Linked DNA regions of Homo sapiens: region 1 is linked to region 2. Evidence: chromatin loops called from intact Hi-C (ENCODE). Cell type or tissue: ascending aorta. All regions are shown on one strand. Links, peaks and the distances in the headings refer to the core of each region. The heading gives the core; the rest is flanking DNA.

Region 1 (5,000 bases), core at 1-5,000, 260 kb before region 2:
CATTGGGCAAAATCCTCTAACCTAAGGCTATTTTATAATAACATGTTGAATAGCTCACGTAATTTATCGAATGCCATACTGAGAGAGAGAAAAACAGAATGGCTGTATGAGTGCTCAAAGTATGGTCTCCACTGAATATGCATCACTTTCACACCATGGTAAAGTTGAAAAACTGTAAGTGGAACCACATTAACTCAGAGGCTGTGTGTGTGTGTGTGTGTGTGTGTGTAAGTTAATTATCATATCCATTAGTGAAATAGCTATTATCCACTTTCAAATATGATAAAACCGAGGTCTAAGGTCATGGAATTTGTCACAGGACCAGTCTTCAAACATGTATCAGCACCAGGACTGCCTGCTACTAGAGCCTGGACACATTCTACAGCTCTTCACAGTAAGCTCCCTCCTCTATCTCCTTGGCTGCTAGCACTTTGTCTGTTATATAATATTTGCCAAATGAATAATTTATTGAGCAAATGGGTTTATGATTAACAAACAAGCTTGCTTTTGATCTCTAGGTTGGGGAATTAAATTGTAAAAGTTTCAGATTCTTTCAAATTAAAAAGATGTTATTTTTTAAAAAAAATCTTTATATGAGGAGAAGCTCAGGGCCCATTACAACGTCACAATCACATTTATATATAGCATCTTTAAGATGGATGATACAACAAGGCCTTTGAGATGTTTTTCCTGAGATGTGGAGAGATGGGACAGGTGGTAGAAAAGACAGTGAGGTTGATTCTGACTTAGGATTGCATGCAATATATATTCCTAAAGTATAAATACCTGAAAAAGCACTGAAGGAAGACTGCCTTCTCCAGAAACGTGGCCTGTGGCCCAGCTTGTGCTAAACGTTCAAGTTCTTCAAATTGCCAATTCATTGTAAAGGGAACGAAAGCCCAGAAAAATTGCCACTTAGCAACTGTTCCAATAATGGATTCTACTAAGGATCACTGATAGATTCTAAATCCACTGGGTGAAATGTGTTGGGAAAAAATAGCCATGTATTCTTAAATATCACTCAATTGATTACTTATTAATTACAATGGGGAAATGAATACATTTCTTGACCATAACTTTAACCAACTGATCAAACTTAATATCACTGATAATGAGACAAACATAGACCATGTGCTTGTGGACACAATATTATATTATTGTAATTATGTTATATTCCTGCCAGATGTGTTTAACTTGTATCTAATTATGAAGAAACAAAAGGATAAATCCATATTGAGAAAAATCCTGCAAAGTAACTGGCCTAGACTCTTAAAAATGTAACGTAGTGAAAGACAACTTTTTAAAAAAAAGGTAGAGATTTTTTAAGATTAAAAGAGACTCAAAAGTTATAACAGATAAATACAATGCATGGGGCTCAATGACATATACCAACCAATTGAAATAGAGAAATTTGCATGTAGACTATGCATTTGTGCTCATTATCTAATTATTGCCTCTTAGCTCCAAATCTACTGTTTTTAACTCTGATCTGTGATAATGGAGGTGGATCCTGTGAGCAGTTTCCTTTTGCAGTTTTACTTTTGGAGTAAAGCTAGGCTTTATCAACAGAGGGCAGGGGACAGGCAGGCAGAGCTGCAGCAGCAAGGGGCGCTGTGTCCTGGTTCCTTGTTCCAGTGGACCGTTGTTATTTTCTCCATTCTCCTGCAGAACTGCCACCAGCTGGTGTGTGGGGAGGTTCTCTGCCCACAAACTCCATTCCACCTCCATCAAGTCTCTCCAGCAACACGCAGATAGCTGCTGCTGAACCCTATGTTGAGACACAACCCCACCCTCTCCAATAAAGCTTCACTCTGCTTGGGAGAGAGCAGCCTCTTCCATGCTTGTTCCTTCTTAGGGTGCTTTCTCTCAGCCCTCCAGGCACTGGCTGCTGCCTACATTTGCTATTCCTGTGTTCTTTAGAACAGAGATGGCAAACTTTTTTTGTAAAGGGCCAGATAGTAAATATTTTAAGCTTTGCGGATTAAGGTCTCTGTCACAACGACTCAATTCTGGTTTTGGAGAAAAGGAATAAAAGAGATCAAAGGATCACTTTGAAGAGCTTGGAAGAAGCCTGGAGCAAAGGAAGTGACAATATCTCAGAAGCTGGAAAGAGGGCACATTCAACAGTCACCTTTGACCTGCAGCCTGGTTTTAGCAGTCACAAACCAGAAGGTGGCAGCAGAGAGCTACACTGCTGGAATAGATTCCTGTACTAGGACAAAAGATAGCTGAAAGGAGGACAAACAGTCAATACTGAGTCCGGAAACCCACATTCAAAGAGAAAAAGGGAGCAACACTACATAAACAGATCTAACATCAGAATCAAAGAAATGGCTTCAGTTTCATTTCCAGTGACAGAGAAGCACTAAGAGCAAAGTTAGAGAATTTATGTTATGTAAGGTTTGAGATCAGGAAAGGAAGATGGATACTCTAAAGAATTACAATCTTAAAGCAAAATTTGAGATATGTTTAAGTGACTATGGGCTGGACTGAATTAGTGGGACCAGGTATCTCTGGCTATGGTTGTGCATTATTAGGAAACATTTTGGTGGCCAGGACCCTAACAGAAAGTATAGGTGGCAGCCCAACCTGATTCTATCTGAAAATAGGACATGACACTATGTTATCTTTCTTTTTGTACGAAAGTATATGTGTTTCTGGTGAAATATTTTAAATTACAAAAAGAAATAATACAAATATTCAAATCCACAGATACGCATTTTGACTTTTTGGTGTCATTTCTTTTTTAGGTCCTGAATTTAAAGTTATTATCTCTGGTAGAGTCAGTCTAACAAGATCTTTCTCATCTACTACAAAAGCAGAAGTCTCATTAATTTTTAAAAATTCTACATTGAATGAATTTATAATTTATCTTAATACTCATAGATTTAAACACTATTCTATTATTGAGAAATTTGTATATTTAAAATTTCCTATTATATGTTATTAGTATATATTCATGGTTTCCATAAATATTTATTGAGTATCTGTATAAGCACTGTTTAAGCACTGGAATGCAGCAGTGTATACAAAATAAACAATTATTGTTGACCTCATGAACCATGTTTTCAGTGGCTGTTACGTTAACTGTTAATAAACATCCTTAAACCTGCATCTCTGTTGGCTTTGTTCTTGGTTACTTTCTTAAAGTTGTATTTTTAGAAATAATGTTACTGAGTTACAGATTATGAATGTTAGGTTTTTTACATCTATTGATGAATTGCTTTCCAGAAAGCTCTAATTTACACTGAATTGGATACTTGAGCACCTATGAGTTGTTATAGCAAAATATCTTTACCAGTATCAAATATCAGTTTTTATATATGTAAAATTGGGATAACACTTTTTTTCATAAAATAAGTATGGGAGGTAAAAGAAGAAAATGTATATAAAGTAATATGCTTAAGGCATCACTCATATTAAGTACTCAACAAATAACTATCATTATGTTCAACGTGTTGTTTAGAACCCACGCATTTATCACAATTACTGGGAGACAGACTTAAGAGTAAAATATGTAGGTAAGTTGTTAAAGATTGTTTTTTTTTTATCCTGAACAACAAAGGTAGCCTCACGCTATAGGAGTATTTTTATGCTACTTATGCCTAATACCTTTAAGAATTTATTATTTGTCAGGCTCCAGGTTGAATGTTTTATACACAATATTATGTATTTATCACCCAAAGGTACCATATAGATACTGTTACATTTATTTAAGAGATGAGAAACCTAGACTAAGAAAAGTTAAGTATATTTTTAATATTCTTAGAGCCAATAATTAGCATAACCAGCCAGGATTTGAATTAAGAAACATCTGACTCTAAAGTCCATGCTTTTTCAATTGAACCACATTTCCTTTCAAACAGGAAGAAGAAAAGTAGAAACAAAGTTCAGATAATTAAATGGAAATACTGAAAAGTCAACTTGCCATCCAATTTCTGACAAGCAAAGTACTAACCCAGTAGAATGGAGAAGGAAATTATGTTCCCATATGATATTTATAGCAAGCTAAATAAAGTTTTATTATATTCTCAAATGTTTTGTACTATCAAGATCCATAAATGTTCAATGCTTTATTTCTATCACATTTTCATGTTTATTTACTTCCTCAAATGTGTCAGGAAAAATGAACTCTTCTGATGCTTGACCAAGGGGTTACTTAGCAGCCATTGTGGGACTTTAATCCTGCTGTACCTTCACACTATTTCTGTTTTCCTTGTATTCTCCTTCCCTTTTTCCCGGCAACCATTTCCCACTAATACAGATTACACATTCCCAATATTATGATTAATAGCAGATTCCTTTCCATTCAATTTTGGCAAAGTATTCTGCCTATGAATGGAGTGGAAAAGAATCTTAGTAAACGAAGACCAATGAAACAAGCAAAAAAATACCAGATCAAAGTTATAAATATGGAACAGAGAGAGATAAGGAAGTGATTATCCTAGAAACGTTCAGCATAAATAACTGAGCTTCTAAGCAGCTTAACTCAGAGAGAAATAAGAAAGTGTAGGGAACTCTTAATTATTAATTAAAAAGAAATAAATTTTATCAAGAAAAAACAACTTTTTTAGTTTGGAAATCTAAGGTCAATTACTTTTGTAGGTTTTTTTGAGCATATTGACAATATGACTAACTCCCTTATTAATTTGAAAAACCAAGAAGCAATGGTCAATCTTAGCCATTACTTTTACCAACCTTTATTAAAAGCCAAGGATGTGATAGCAATTCATAACTCAATAAAAGCTATTACATGTGGGACAAGAGTAATATGCTCCAGATTCGACATGCTATAAGGCATAAATCCTTTGGGATAAAAATTAATGAATTAATAGAATGTTCATTTTATAACTACTTAAAAATATTATCAGTCTTATCTGGAATTCTTATAGAAGTTGCATGGTGCATACATTAAGCTTTAGTTTATTAGATCTGTTTTGTTCTGTTGATTGAACTAAAGATGCTCTAAGTACTAGCAGAAATTATGCCCTCCAAGAAAC
Region 2 (10,796 bases), core at 3,599-8,598:
TCTGAAATTAAACTTCTTTTGAGTCTACAGCCCAATAAGTTAAGCCAGGACCTACATGCTAACCCTAAACAGTGAGTAGTTGTCAAAATAAAATACTTAAATGGGCCAGTCTGCTCACATAATAGCCAAAATGCCCAGAATACAATAAAAAATCAGCTGTCCTACCAAGAATCAGAAAAATCACAACTTGAATCAGAAATACAATTAACTCACGTCAAGTCTCAGGTGAATTAGATGTTGATGCTATCTGACAAGGCTTTTAGAATGGCCATCATAAAAAGCTTTCAACAAACAACTACAAATTATCTGGAGCAAATTTTAAAAATAGATAACTTTTACAAAAAAATTATCTAAAAAGGAAAATTGTAGAACTGGAAAATACAATAACAGCAATAAAAATCTAGCTGGGTAGGCTCAACAGTAGAATGAAAATGACAGAGAATAGAATCGGTGAATTTGAGGGTAGCACCATAGAATTTATCATATCTAAACAACACAGGCAATATCAGCAGAGCCTCAGGTACTGAGGGGCAAGAACAAGACACATAACATTTGTATCACTGGAGTCCCAGAAAAAGAGGAGAAGGTGAGAGAGGTTAAAAGAATATATTTTTGAAAATAGCTGAAAATGTCCCAAATTTGCCTGTAGGTATAAACCTACACATTTGAGAAGCTGAACAAACCCTAAATATGATGAATCAAAAGAAATCCACATGAAGACAAAGCATAACAAAATTTGCCAAAAGCTAAAAACAAAGAAAAAAATCTGGGAAGTATCCAGATAAAAATGACACCTTATCTACAAAAGAACACCCCTTCCGATGACAGTGGATTTCTCATGTGAAACGGGAAGGCCGTAAGGAAGTCACACTACATTCATCAAGCTCTGACAAAAAGGAGCTGTTAACCGTGAGTTCCATGTTTAGCAAAACTCTTCAGGAATGAAGAGGAAATAAAGACATTGTCAGACAAAGAAAGACTAAAAGAATTTGCCACTTGCAGAACTATCCTTAAATAATAGCAAAAGGATGATCTTCAAAAAGAAAGGAAAGGATAAAAGAAGAAATCTTGGAGTAACAGCAGGAACAATGGAAAGAGGGACAATACAGATCTATACAATAGGTGATCCTTCTTATGAGTTTTATAAATCATACATAATTACTGAAATGTAAACTATAACACCATCTGATATATTCAGGATAATGATATTTAAAAGTACAGAAAGTAAAGGGAACTAAATAAGAATACATTTTCCACATTTGACTCCAAGTGGTGGTAAAGTGGTGTAGGGAGAAAGTGTGTGTTGTTATAAAAAGGCAGCAAGAAGTATGCTTGTGGTGTTGGAAATGTTCTGTGTCTTGACTTTGGTGGCAGATATAGGAACTACACGTGATAAAACTGCATAGAAATAAATACATGAACACAAACACACAAACGAATACAAGTAAAACTTCGTATGTCTGAATGACGTCTGTGCATTGTATCAATGCCATTCTCCTGGTTGTGATAATATACTATAATTCTATAAGTTATTATCATTGGGGGAAACTGGGTAAAGGATATATCAGATCTTTGTATTATATCTTATAACAATATGTGAATCTATACTCATCTCAAAATCAAAAGTTAAGTTAAAAAAGTTACCCAACTATGACCCTAAAAACCCTAAAAGTAAATACCCTTCCATAGTTTCGTTCTTTTTAGATATTAATAAAATTACCAAGACAGTTTTCTCCTTGCTGCATTAACTTTAATAAACTGTTTTGCTCAATTATAAAAGAAAATAGAGGAGTCACTGATGTGTACATACATTCCAAAGTTTCCAGAATCTGCTCAGATGCCTACTAAATCATTTCCATATTTTCTGCTAGTCATCAGCCACAAGAAATAGTTGCCACAATCACCCCAGAACCTTGGCTTAATCTTAGTTTAGGTTAACTGTGGTTCTGTTTTGCCTGCTCTTCTAAAAGTGGGAGCTTTTTTGATCATCAGAGCAAAGCTCCCTTGAACCTCCTCCCATAGCAAAGTACTTGGCTCTGTATCTACACATCATCACAGGAACCACTCTTAATAATGAAGACAATATAGTGAATACAGTCAAAAAAAGAAAGCTTTAATAGTCAAGCCAACAGATAGTCCAGAATATGCACAAAATATGCCTTCTCTTCAGTTTTGCATTATTTTCCAAAATAAATGGAATCTATGAGTGGGGGAAGTATGTGGAAGGTCTGAAATTTCTCTTTTGTTCATTTCAATGTATAATCTACTTTATCAAAGTGTGAAGGTTCTTCAACCTATGCTTGTTGTCTGTACCAATAGGCTGTGTCTCTCACTAGAGTCACTTCCCTTCAAGGGAATCCCTTTCTCTTCTCTTTTCATCCTATAAGCTCTGCGTCCCTATATCATCTTTGTTCCTTTCTATTTGGAAACGTGATTTTTATAGTAGTCAATCATTATGGGGGAGGCTTTGACTTTTATGATTAGTGCATCTGTTATACAGTTAGACATTTTATCTTATGAAGATGGGCTCCTCCTTGTCTATCTTTTTTTATTATCATGCTGAATAATATCTCTAAGTCCTTCTTCGTCTTGATAATGACATGATGTTACCATTATCTTGGAATATCTCTTCCTTATATAGGAAAGAAGAAACAGAAAAAAAAGGTATCACTCTCTAAGTACCCTAAGTATATATGTGGCTTATCCATCAGATACAGTCTATGCTTGTCTGGAAAATATTTTATGATAAGATAAAACATAATATATGTCTTAGACTTACTAAAAATGTAAATCATCACAACTATGACCTTTTAAGCAAATGCATAAACTTTGGATTTGATGACAAAAACAAAGATAAATAACGATGGATTCTGTTATTTTTAACCTTGGGCTTTGGCACCAAAGATAGATATAGCCTCATGAATTTTATGTTACAAATACTGTAGAAAGGAAGCAAGACTTAACATGTTTATATTGAGCTTACATTCTTTCAACAATTTATATAGGACAGGTTAAGAAGGAAGCCTTGTGATACAGGAAATAGAACTGAGTATTGATGTGAAGTTTCACTTGTAATCATTTAAGTCCCACAGAACTGTGATCATAGCTATTTTTAATGGCAGTAGTGGTAAATGTCACACAGTCAACAAATTAAAAAGATAGAATGAACTGAGACAATACACGAATTCAAAGAAAGTTCTGTTCAACAGGTAGCAGAAAAAGAGCTCAGTTTGGAGTTAGGAAGGCCTGAATTTGGACCTGGTTTGGCCACAGGCCATGTAACCTTAACCAAGTTATAAAATCTATCAGGACCCAAGGTTCCCTAGTGTAAAATAGCATAATTATAGTAACCCCTTCCCCACTATTGCTTATAGGGTTTAAGTAATAAATGATTTAATAATGCTGAAAATTTAAACATCCCTAGCCGATAGTATTTCATAAGTGTTAGCTGTTACATTTTGTTATGACTTTTAGTTTTACTTCCCTCCCCCTATTTTATCTCTTCCTTTCCAATGCAGTTACTAACATTTTATGTATGGCTCTCCTTCTCCTTTCTACTCTCTCCATAAACCCCGACCTGCCACTTACATTACTAATCCCAGTGCAGACCTGAGTGGATGACACAATCCCAGTTGGGGCATGTGCTATGGTTTGAGTTTGTCCCCACCAAAACTCATGTTGAAATTTGATTCCCATTACGGCAGTGCTAGGAGGTGGGCTTAGTGGGAGGTGTTTGGATCACGGGGTTGGGCCCTCATGAACAGATTAATGCCATTTGCAGGCATGAGTTCTTAGTTCCCATGAGAGTGGGTTGTTATAAAGCAAGGCTGCCTCTCGTGTTTGTTCTCTTTGCACACACCTGTTTGACTGTCTGCTTCTCAGCCATGTTGTGATGCCACACATGGCCCTCATCAGGATCCAGCCAGATCTGGCCACCTGATCTTTGACTTTCAAGCCACCAAAATTGTGAGCAAAATAAACTTCCTTTATTTGTAAATTACCCAGCCTCAGGTCTTCAGTTATAGCAACACTAAACGGACTAAAACAGCATGTCACGTGGCAGCTGGAGGCTGTCATCACTAGTCAGGTCAACACAGTCCCATTAGATCACTGCTAGCCAGTCCAGGGCTTGCATGGATGGCCCCTCATGGTCCCACAGCCAGTCAACCTCACTCAGAGATGTTGCTTTCCTAACATGGGACAGAAACAGTTCACAGTATTTTGCCTTTATAATTCTACCTGGTTCTCCACTGAACTCCACCTAACAGCTGACCTAGACTCTGTGCCCAGTTGAACTTTCTGCTTGGCAGGAAATTTTTCACTCAGTGCTCAATGTTTAGTCTCTATTTAATAGTTTTGTTTTCTAAACAATATGTGTAATAATACCAGTTTCTTGATTTTCTTGATTAGACTTTTTTTTTTTTTAATATGGAGTCTTGCTCTCTTGCCCAAGCTGGAGTGCGATGATGAGATCTCGGCTCACTTCAACCTTCGCCCCTCTGCCTCCTGGGTTCAAGTGATTCTCCTGCCTCAGCCTCCCAAGTAGCTGGGGCTACAGGCACCCTCCACCACACCCAGCTAATTTTTGTATTTTTAGTAGAGATGGGGTTTCCACATGTTGGCCAGGCTAGTCTCAAACTCCTGACCTCAAGTGATTCATCTGACTTGGCCTCCCAAAGTGCTGGGATTACAAGCATGAGCCATTGAGCCTGGCCTAGACTTAGTTTTCTTTTTGAAAGTCATATGAAGTTAATACTACTCCTGTAACAAATTTGTACAACCTTAGTGGTTTAATATAACACAAATTCATTTGCGTATTGCTCTGGAGATCAGAAGTCTAAAATCCATTTCACCGGCGAAGGTGTCAGCAAAGCTGATTCCTTCTGGAGGCTCCTAGGACAGAATCCATTTCCTTGCCTTTCTCATCTTCTAGTGGTTGCCTGTGTTCCTTGGCTTGTGGCCACCTTCCTCCATCTTCAAAGCACTTCACCCCAGTCCCTGTTTCCAGCATCATACCACCTATTCCTATGACTTTGACTCCCTCTGCCTGCTTCTTATAAGGACTGTTTTGATTATAATGGGCCCATCGGTACAATCGAGGATTATCTCCCCATCTCAAGCATCTTTATTTAGTCACATCTATAAAGACCCTTTTGCCATATATGGCAACATTCACAGTTCTAGGAATTAGGAAGTAGAAATATTTAGGTGGTCATTATTGGGCATACAGCAAAAATGCTTTTAAGAGAAAATGGGGAATAAAGGAAGGAAGGAAAGATACAAGAAAGAGAGAGGAGGAAACAATAAAGAAGATTTTTGCAATACATGTATAAAAGCAAAAGCAACACAGATCTTCTTTGTTGAAGCACAGAGCAGCATATTATTAAAACCAAGTGGGCTTCACGTTCTTAAAAAGAGGTGAGATTTGCTGTAATAAAAGAAGAAAGAGGGAGAAAGGAACACAGTAATGCCGTGTCCAATTTGTTAGAACCACAATCTAGAGGCGTGTGAATTACTTAGGAAAGAATTTTAAGAGGATCCTACAGCAGAGATTCAGAATAAGAGAAAAATAACAGATCCTTGTTTTAGTGTAACTCAAGTGAAATCCTGCCAAGAAACAGCCCTTCCTGTAATCCTTTTCCTACCCATTCCTGCTCACAAAACATCCTTCTGGAATAAGCCTGATGGGTCATATTGGAGAGTTTAGTGGAGGAGAGTGCCACCACCTGCTTGATTTCAGCAATAACATCCTACTGGATGCCACAGGGGAGGATGCTCTCACACTGTGTTCCAGCTATGTCAAGGCTGGGCTGTTTTGATGACAGCCTACTTTAAGAGCTGTAAAGGGGTATAAAGGCAGTGGGCAGATTTATATTCTGGGGATAACTTTCTCATAAAAATTTCATTTCTTCCTAGATGTCCAGGCAGAAAAATAGCTTAAAGTTCAACAAAAATTGCTATAGCATAGTAATTTACTCACCATGAATCCGGGCTAGAAATTATTTTCGTTAAATTTGTATTTTTAATAGAGTAACAGTGTTAATTATTCATAATACATAGGTATTTCATTTGAGCTAGCTTGTCATGTCATTAAATTAATCATGAATATGTATTTGTGAAACATATTTTCATCATATCTCATGATTTACAAATGTTTCTGAAAATGCCTGTAATGCATTCTTTCATTAACTTTGCTGAGCTAAATGCATTTTCAAAAAAGAAGTCTTAAAAAGACCATGAGATGTAAGCAAAATAACTAAACTAAATCTTAACATGGAAATTTGTTCAATAAAGATTATGAGAAAAATATTCATGAAACACAAAATGAGAAGGTTATTATTCAAATAAAACAGAAAGAACTTCTATTTTTGTACACTGACAAATGCCAAAAAACAGAAAAAAAGAAAAGTGAAACTCCTTCAGGGTTTTCCTTTCAATATAAGCAATAAACTGCTAGACATGTAAAAGAGTTATTACCATTTAATGCAAGCAATAGTCACATTTGTTAACAGAATGAATTAAGGAATTGGATAGTTAGAATTCACACGCATACACTCCTATAAATTTCAGTTAAATCAGTACTATTTGGAAAATGGATAGAGATAAATAATTAGAATATATACTAAACTAATTCACTCTGATTTAAAGCATTCGAAAAATAACTTATTATTCAAATCAAACATATCCAACATGAAAGAGAGGACAAAACAATGACAACATTTCTCAAAGCATTTTATTTAGGAAAATCCAAACGTGTATGAGTTTTACACTCTTGTTTTCTTCATTCCTCAATCAAGTATTTATTAAAAACCCATTCTATGAATAATTCCTAGACAAGGTATTTTGTTAGGTACTGCTCAGAGTATTCATACAGTGTATCATGGGGAACCATTTTCTCTTATCATCTTTAGGCAAAACTAGGAAATGCATTAAACTAGAATGTTACATGTACCGTCTCTAACTACTAAAAGACCCACATTCACGTGCCTCTTCCTCCCTTTCCCAACTCAGGCCAGGCCACAGGTTCAGGGGTTTTTCTGATGGCCCTTCCCAAACCCAGCATTTGTATATTTGTCCCATTTTTTCAGGGTCTTCCTATGTCACTTGCTGGTTAACTGGAAAGATTAATTCCATCTGTCAGGTGGTAAAGACAGATCCCATGCTTGTTAAATCGTAGTCTGAGCTGGGAGAGCAGCCAAAGCCACAGGACAAATATGAAGTATTAGCATTACTTTTAAACTCTCTCAAATACTATCCTATACAGAATCTCAATTTTGGCCTCAGAAAGACCTCGTTAGAGACTATAGTATATCTCCTTGAAAACCTGAATTTAAATTACATTACTTTAAATGTAATACATTGATAACTGTCCTTGAAATATGTATGTATTACAAGCTGAGAACCAAAAAATTATTTCAGGAAATAAGTATTGTTTTGAATGAAATCGTTATTTAAAAACAGAAGTGATTGTGCGATGAAGTACCTATAAGCTATGAGAAAACATTTTGTTTCTTCTAAGAATAACAAGAGTAACTATTGAATTTTGTCCAATATCAAGCCAGCAATTAAGTGGCTAATTAAAATTCCAGTCAGAACACAAAAATACTTACAATAACATTCAATAAGATTGATTAATAATTGTAAAGTAGAATCATTTCTATTTCGTAAAAATATTTAGAAAAATTATTGTGCTCCAAGATGATAGATATTTTTAAATTTTGCAGAAAAAAATGAACAACAAACTTCGCCTTCCACTACATATAAGAGAAGACCTAAAATCCGAATTTGGGCAGTTTTCGGCTATTTTAATGATCCATTCAATCCCGGTACAGTTCATTAAGTAAATTGTGCCATGTTAAGATGGACTTATAAACTAAATCAACTGGAAAACAGCTGATTTGTTGGTATGGTTCAGCACAACCTTAATAAGTATTGTCATTTCCCCAGATTTTTATAGAATTATTTCATGTGATAGAACTTCACTAACGCAAATCTATGAACATTTTACTAAGATTCAGATTTTACATTATTTATGAAGACGGGATATGCCGAGCAAATTGACAGATGAAGATCCTAGGAATGTTTTATCTATTTGCAGCTGTTTTCAAATACTGTAGTAGTAACCATGTGTGCTAAAGCAATTAATGTGCTAATTACAGATGTGCCTTTATTCTAGTCCTTGGAGCAGAGTCAGCAAGGCCTCCGTTCGGCAGGGCTTTTCACTTTAGTTTGAATAACTGAATGTACTTAGAAATAAAATTGCCTTTAAAAGAAAGAAAGAAAGAAAGAAAAACTCCAACTTCATATGGCTCATGATTCCCCAGATTTGGATATCCCACTCATTGAATTCACCCTGTAAAACACAACAGCTGCCTAACATAAAGCTCTGTGGCAATGTAATTAATTTATAAAACAGGTGTTACTCCCATTTCTTCCATTCCTCAGTCGCATTGTTAAAAAAAAAAGTGGCTCATATAATTTATAATTCAAATATTATGCTAATTTGTAAAAATTTACTAATCCTTACTACACAAGGGGGAAATTGGTCCATGGAATATTTGAAAGTGCTAATTTATTGATTTTCAATGTTAAACTCAGAAGCAGCATAGGAGAAAGAAGAATCCAGGAGGGATTGTTTTTATTTTTGTTTTTATGCTGGCTACCATTCCTGTTTCCTGTTTTTTGGCAGCCTATGTGGTTTTCTTCCAGTCACATGGCATCTTATTCTAAAAGTCATATTCACTATGCCGGCTTCCCTAGGACCCAGGTGCATAGTAGTAATGGATTTAGATAAACAAGTAGCATTACGGTGATAGTGGCATAACTTTGTAGGGTTTCCCATTTGCTGCAATAGTTCTGCTGTTTCAGGGCCTATTCTCCTTTACATTTGCCCTATTATGTTAAAGGTGATGAAGGAAAATATTTAGTGAACTCATGGTAGTTAAGAAGATAAAAGGAAGGAAAGACGGTGGGAAGAGGTGGGGAAGTGAAAGGAGGGAATGGAGAGAGGGAGAAAGAAAGAAAGGGAAAGACAAAATATAGAGAAAATAGAATTTGGTATTATTGGTATTATAATGAACTCCTGAGCGACACCTTCAGAGGATCTAAATACGAAAAATTATGTTACACTGATGGAAGAGAGGGATTCAAGACTGTAAGAGAGCTCAAGGGGGCTTCTGGTAAGGTTCTGTTTCTTGATCAGCTTACTGGTTACATAGGTAGACTCAATTTGTCATAATTCATCAAACTGTACATATATGACATGCGTACTTTTTAGTGTGTATATTTCACTAAAATATTTTAAAATAAAACATGTGCTACAGGGGAACAGGCATTATCTTCCATCTGTTTTAAGTTTTCCTGGATAAAGTGACTTTGAAAGTGACTTAAAGCATCTCTCAACTTCGTAGTCAAATATGATCTTTACTTATCACAGAAAAGATAGTACTGGACTGCTAAGATTAGGTTTCAATTATGGCTCTAGCTCTTTGATAAACTGAGTGTTCTTAGATAAGTGGCTTTATCTCTCCCAAGGCTCAGTTTTCTATTTTGGAAAATGTTACAGAATCATTTAATGAGATATTAATTCCTACCTTGTTTTTCTTGTAGTAGTATGGACAGCCAGTCTGATGTTTACTTGGCTTCTCTGCTCCAGAAATAATCAATTTCTTTGGGTTTCAAGATCCATCCTAAGAAAAACCTCAAATGAGTCTTTGAAAGAACCAAAGTGCTGTTTGAAAGAAAACTGCAATTTCTGCCAAGTTGGATGAATGGAGGGCAGCTGGTGCATTTTGAGGAAGACAGAAGACATAGTTGGAGTCTTGCATCTGAAGCAGGTGGAGGAGTACTAGGATCAGCGGAGTTTTGGTCATACGCCTTAGTTCTTAGCAATCGGCACAATTTTCATGAGTCTGCAGCTGAGAGCAATTTCTCATCTTGACCCTACTGATGTATTGTGCCACATAATTCTTTTTTGTGGGAGCTGTTCTATGCGTCGTAGGATGTTTCGCAGCATCCCTGGCCTCTACCCACTAGATGCCATTAGCACCTCCTTTCTAAGCTGCAACAACCAAAATTGTCTCCATTATTGCCAAATGTCTCCAGAAGGACCAAATCCTCCATATTCCCATTGAGAACTAGTGGCATACAGCAAAGTGCTAGATACTGAATTTGTCATTGAAAGGATGAAGGGGAATAAATACCAGGAGCTGCAAAGCCACTTGGCATTGAATGGGCCTCTAAAATTGAACAATACACTTATAAAATGATTCCCATACAGACTAAGTCAAATACAACTTCCCCAGATTGTGTAAACCTAGCTTGTGTAAATCTCATATCAATCCCAAGAATTGTGGAGTGGGGGACTATTGAGAATGTCTTTTCATAAACCCTGCCAGGTGGAGGAGATTAAGACAGATCTGATTTGATTTAGACACCTAAAGAAATCTATCCATTATTTTATGTAGGTGTCATGGTGAAATCTGTACCTGTTACATGTGTTTAAAAAAAACTTAGCAATTTTTCTAACATACGGAAAACACTCAACAAATGTTAATCATGTTATTATCACCCCTACTTTATAGATGATAAAAGTCACAAAGAAGCAAAACTACATTTCTGAGAACCAGAGCTAATAAACAAAATGAGGACCAAAATAAATTACTCCTGGTGTCCCCACTCTATGTAACTCTGTTGCTTATATTAATGATAAATTTTTTATTGGAGTGCCTGGAAACTATTATTTTATCTCTTCTCAGTTCAATTTAGAAAATACAGGTATCCATCATGTGCTTTAC

The links. A loop is a pair of places that touch in the nucleus more often than their neighbours do. Peaks named below come from ENCODE experiments on the same cell type or tissue, not always from the same donor. Only the 100,000 strongest peaks of a DNase experiment are listed, where the experiment ranks them.
Region 1: a loop joins it to region 2, with 18 times the contacts of the local background. A loop is called at or near these places in 34 of 110 quality-filtered maps.

The regions. Positions count from the first base shown.
Region 1 is chr18:33,230,045-33,235,044 of GRCh38, forward strand. All of the region lies in intron 15 of CCDC178 (coiled-coil domain containing 178), which reads right to left. Among named protein-coding and RNA genes, the nearest start is that of CCDC178, 210 kb to the right of the region's middle. RefSeq lists an enhancer at 1,501-1,795. In ascending aorta, for the core only: a CTCF peak has its summit at 2,162 (motif pointing right); a DNase peak (open chromatin) is centred at 2,177.
Region 2 is chr18:33,489,780-33,500,575 of GRCh38, forward strand. No RefSeq gene overlaps it. Among named protein-coding and RNA genes, the nearest start is that of CCDC178, 54 kb to the left of the region's middle. In ascending aorta, for the core only: no CTCF peak of the experiment used is centred there; a DNase peak (open chromatin) is centred at 5,764.